2 separate regions of the Mus musculus genome follow, and region 1 is linked to region 2. The links are chromatin contacts, found by Hi-C in ENCODE. All regions are on one chromosome and are shown on one strand. Each heading gives the region's core, a stretch centred on a gene start or an enhancer-like site at or near the end of the contact. The rest is flanking DNA. Distances are from core to core; before and after follow the strand shown.

Region 1 (2,700 bases), core at 129-2,628, 410 kb before region 2:
GCGACCCTCTTATCTCTGTCTCCTCTGAGCTGGGATTACAGACAAATGCTATCACTCCCAGCCCTTTCCATGGGAACTGGAAATTGAACTCGGCTCCTGGAGCTTCCATGGCAAGCACTTCACTAACTGAGCCATCTCCCCAGCTCAGCCATGTGACTCTCTACAAGATGCTTATGATAAGATCTTCTTCCTGTCCTGATCGTAAGCTGATAGCTTCGTGCTCAGAGCTAGAGAGCATTGGTCTTTTTAATGGTTTCAGCTGTGTGTGGACACCACAGGGCTTATTGTCAGTGAAGTCCTTGGTGCTGTTTCCTAGCAGCTGAAAATGCATACATCTCTCCTCTCTCCTGCTCACTCTGCCCTTCCAGCCTGCAGCAGTTCCCTCTAGAGGTTCATTCTGTCACCAGCAGATTACCCATTCTGCCTGGCTTTGTGTCATCTGCCTGACAATGTCACTGAGCAGAGGAGGGATCCCAATGAATGAGACAGTCACTCTGAAGTGTGCCCGACCTTGCTCACCTCTTTCAGCCTGCCCATCCCCCAGATTCTCTTTGCGCTGTGCTCATGTGTCTTCTAGGATCTGTCTTTGGGCTCAGCTGTTTGGCTCATGAAGACCACTGTAGGTGTGTGTATGTGTATGTGTGTGTGTGTGGGGGGGGGGGCTTGCTTCTGTCTCAACATGCTGACTGTTTCTTTCCTGTTGGGATTGTGGAATCCTGGGTTTCTATTTAATTCTGGAACTACTCTCAGTAGCTCCCCAGGGCTTCATCTGACCCCACACCTTACACAACTTCTTTTTACATCCTCCTTCATGATGTCTTGCCTCTGAGCACTGCTACGCTAACCTTCAGTTCAGGTCTGCTGTTAGGAGGTTCCATGAAAATAACACAGGGGGAAGGGAGGCTTCTTATAGCAAACACCGCTATCTCAGCCCTCATGGTTCACTTAGGAAGATAATACACGGCGCAGAGGCGGCGGAGGGCGGGGCCCCCGTCATTGATACATTGGTATCAAAGGCAAGGTGGATTAGAGGTCTTCTCTATCACAGACCTGTAAGGAAATCCTAGTTGAGAAAGAAGGTGGTGGGGACTCATCCCCTTAACCCCTATAGTCTTGTCACCACCTCTTCAAAGCCACTTTCTTGGAGTGCCCCTAGAACTTGAAATCTCTTTCCTCTCACAGCTGATCTTCCTGTCACAGTTGGCTCCCAGTGTCATCTTCTTCCCACAGGATCTGCTGCTGGCTCTCAAAGGGTATTTCCACGGGGGAGGGAAGGGTATCTAATGTGATTGCTGCTGGCCAGCTTCCCATCCATTGTCCAACTGTTCTTCATTGGTCTGGGCAGCTAGCCCCATGCATGCACAACATGAGGCGGCTTATCAGCACCATTTCCCACACAGGACTGGCGAGTCCAGCGGTGTGCTGTCACCTGCTGTAGGAGAACAAAGGCCTTCTCCCCCCATCTTCTTCCCCAGAGTGCTGGGAATCAGGCCAGCTTCATTCTGTGTTTTCAAACATGCTAGTTTCTGTGGCAGCTTTTATAATGATTATCTCCCGAGAGTCTTGGCCTCAAAACACTTTATTTATTGAGGGTGGAAAAAAATTCACCCTTTTTAACCATTAAAACCAAGAAGGTATAGTTTTACTGGAATGTTTTCCCTTGTGGGAAAATCTCTCCTTTGCCGCTTGAGGGGAGCCATTGGCCATAGTGTGCACTGACTGGATGGGACCAGCCTATGGCAGAGAGCCAGGGCTCATAGGTCAGATACACAGGTATTTTCTAGAACGTGTTTTGTGCTATCTTTCTAAGTCCATAAATTCAGCCCCTGGGCATACATTGCTTTGTGAGACTTGTACTCTTCCACGTGAGTAAGTCCAGTTATTCCCTGGGAGAGCGAAGGTGACATTCTCAGGGAGGAAGAGAAGAGCAGAAATGTCTCTGGAGTGGGTGGCACTGTGACTGTGTGGCACACACAGTAAGTATAAAATAGTAACGTGTTGCTGGCAGCAGGGAGAGTATTTATAGCAGAGACCTAAGGATGACTGGGGAGGAAAAACCCTCTGAATAGTGACTGGCGGAGAGGCTCCAAGCTGATGTTTTGTCTAAAAGATATTCTTATTTCTGCCTGAGACCTGGAAGCTACAGGATCACCAAGACAGAATATTTGTGCTGGTCATAGATCATGAGCAAGTCACACTTCCTATAGCTCCGCCTCACACAAGATGGGAAGAACATGGCCGAGAGAGAAGTGCTTGGTAGCCTAGTGGATGCGTGTTTCACTGCTACGGCAGAATCCTCAGGAGGAAGGGGCACACACACATACACACACACACACACACACACACACACACACACACACACACACACACGGGTGGGAGGCTGAGAACCTGAGAACACCACCACTGTCTGTATGTTGGTGACATACACGTGGTATGGGCACATGGCCTGGGGAAGGTACAGTGGACCTGAGAAGGACTCAGTCAGAAATCGTAGACTCTGGTCGAGGGAAATGGAATGGGGTTAGAATTTGGTGTGTCACCTGAAGCATCTGCAATTGTTTAGAGATCAAAGGTCCTTATTAGCAAGGGAATCAACTTGCCAATGAGGTATCTCAAGTACTTTAAATCTTTTAACTTTATAACTGTGACTAGTGAACTCCATAGGCTGGGCTCAGTGCCTCGAGATACATCTTTTGGTTG
Region 2 (2,700 bases), core at 165-2,664:
CACAAAGATTTCCAGCCCAGGCATCCAGCTACATGTAGCCTTCCTTCTTTATACAATCAACTCTGGACTGAGTCAGTTAAATGGTGAATGTCAGATTGCACTGATAATTTGCATAATTTTCTGCCTCTCCTAAACTGGGTCCAGCCTCTCCACAGGCAGATGGCTCTCACTGCCAAAGCGTTTTTCGGGCTCAGATTGCCTTTGCAGAATGCAATGGATGCCAAATTCAAAGCCACTGGATTTGGTAGAAATCATTAAGGACGTATCTGGCTGTGTGTGAGAACAGCCATTTTAGTCAGGAGATTCTCAGGAAATTCCTAGGTTTGGAAACACTAGAACCCAAGGAACACTAGACATGGTAACAGACAACAAAGGGACTGGGGACTGAGACCTAAGAAACACTAGGCATAGCTCTTGCACATAGGCCATGAGCCCTGAACTGGTTTTTCTCAGGCTGAACTTAGCACAATGGAGAAAGGAGCTTCCAAGGCCAAGGACTTATCCTCTAGTCCCCAGAGTTTATGATCCCATTTCTAGACTGTAACGTTGTTTTGACTAAATTTTCTGGACCTCCTTCCAGAGTCACCATGAGCCTTGCACAAGTGCTTGCATGCACAGACACACCACACACACACACACACACACACACACACACACACACCACATAAAGCACACATACACACACATGTACCACACACAAGCAGACACACACCACACACACACATACCACACAAGCACACACACACACCACACACACATACACACACCACACACACATACACACACCACACAAGCATACACACCACACCCCCACACACACACACACCACACAAACACATACCACACACACCACACAAATACCACACACACACACACTACTTCTGGTCACTACAGAGTGTCCAATGCTGCTTCCAGCTCCACCACCAGGCCACAAAGGATGCTGAGGTATGTGTGTCTGTAGAAGAAAACAGAAGCCTCTGGGAGACAGACACAGAGAAAGGACCAGGCTCTGTCTAGACTTCACAATGAAGCTAAAATTTCACACAACATTAAAAAGAAAAACATGAGCATCATGGAGACCTCCAAAGAGACTGTCACCCTCGGTGTCCCCTTCTTCACCGGAGGTGACACTACTAAGACGAAGAAGAGAGCTTTCCTTTCCTATGTGATCTTTCCATTTCCTTCCCAGTATTGGTCGCCATTGTCTTCCCGGTTTTAAAAGCAAGCTCTGGCCTTCTCACGAGACTGTCTCCTTAGTTCTTTGCCTGCCAGACACTGGCCCTTGCTGGAAAACAACAGCCCTCATCTAAGCCCTCATTTCTCTGACTTGCTAGCTGCGTGTGAATAATGTCAGCTTCTTCCTGTCTGCCATGAGCCCTTGCCACCTGATCTGTGAAATCCCTCAGTTCACCTCGGCATCGCAGTGACCCTCGGAGGAGCAGTGGGGACTCTGTCACTCTCTTCTATTCCACAGGAATAAAAATTCAGGACCAACCCAGATTGCCTTCCAGATGGGGACGAGATAAAAGGGTTTGAATGCAGTCACATGGCTAAATTAAGAAGCAGATAGAAATAGAACAAAATGAAGCTGGGGCTGAGAGTTGGGGAGCAAATACTTTGTGGGCGAGCCAGAACTCAGTGATGCAGGCCTCTGCTGCCTGAGATCTAATTTGCAATGCCACAAAGAATTCTCTGGTTCAGATTTCCTTTGCTCCTCACTTTCTGTTCCCAGTCAGAAGCCACTGAAGCTGGCTAAGATCCCAGACAGGGCAGGCCTTTAGATCTTAAGAAGAGAGGGACCTCTAGTGTTGAGTTACTTGTCTACTGCTCGCTGTTGCTGTTCACCCCCATATTTACCTCTTACCTTGTGATTATTAGAGTTTCTTTGAAGGCTAGTATTCATTTAAATGTTAAAATTTAAATTTAAATTTAAATTTAAAATGTTAAAAGTGGGTTTTTCTCCCTTCCTGGAAAACTAAGAAAATTGAGAATGGGTAAATATAAGCCAACATACTAGTTTAAAGAAGACTTGAGCAAAATGTCACGTGATTAAAAAGTATTATTAGACACCTATAAGGTGCTCAGTAGTTAAGAGCACTTGCTGCTCTTCCAGAGGACCTGGGTTCAGTTCTCAGCACTCACATCAGGAGGCTCACAACCATCTGTGACTCCAGCTGCAGGGGATCCAACACCCTCTTCTGGACTCTGCCATCATCAGCGATACACGTGGTACACATACACATGTGCAGGCAAATACTCAAATGTAGGAAATAAAAATAATAGATTTTTTAAGCATCCATTAAACCTTTGACCTTAGCATAGGGACTAAAAGCCATTTCAATAAGTCTGGAACATGAAAATATAATCATAATACCAGTTTTTCAGTAGGTTCCGGAAAGCACCGATCCCGCTCTCTGTCAGGCTGAATGTGGGTTTGTGTAGGCCACAGCTAGGAAACATAAACAAAGGAAGGTGTGGCAGTTCCTCCTTCCTGGCGGTGATTCTCGGTTGTTGATTCATCCGAATACTTCGCAAAGTATCTTCTGTGACCAGATCCAATCAGATGCACCTGGTCCAAGGATTCACAGAAGGGGATGGTATCATTGTGGCTCAGAGGTCACTGTTAGCTTTCTGCCACTAGCATAAATATCTGAGATGATCTACTTACAAAGAGGAAAGAAAAGCTCCATTTACAAAGAT

The links. Hi-C counts contacts between places; a loop is a spot of excess contacts on that map.
Region 1: a loop to region 2 is called in a map of left cerebral cortex, with 4 times the contacts of the local background. The contact joins two enhancer-like sites. A Hi-C loop is called at or near these places in 9 of 37 maps with a recorded cell type or tissue (Patski, adrenal gland, heart and 1 more).

The regions. Positions count from the first base shown.
Region 1 is chr2:4,226,414-4,229,113 of GRCm38, reverse strand. The region is part of intron 1 of Frmd4a (FERM domain containing 4A); the gene reads right to left. Among named protein-coding and RNA genes, the nearest start is that of Gm39752, 20 kb to the left of the region's middle. Within about 2 kb of position 1,378, at least 1 of the 3 ENCODE cell types and tissues checked has a DNase peak (open chromatin) inside an H3K27ac peak, as active enhancers do.
Region 2 is chr2:3,815,303-3,818,002 of GRCm38, reverse strand. Gm36031 (a long non-coding RNA gene) reads right to left here. Exons shown (of 5, transcript XR_373951.3): 4 at 2,375-2,569. Among named protein-coding and RNA genes, the nearest start is that of Gm36031, 8.8 kb to the right of the region's middle. Within about 2 kb of position 1,414, at least 1 of the 3 ENCODE cell types and tissues checked has a DNase peak (open chromatin) inside an H3K27ac peak, as active enhancers do.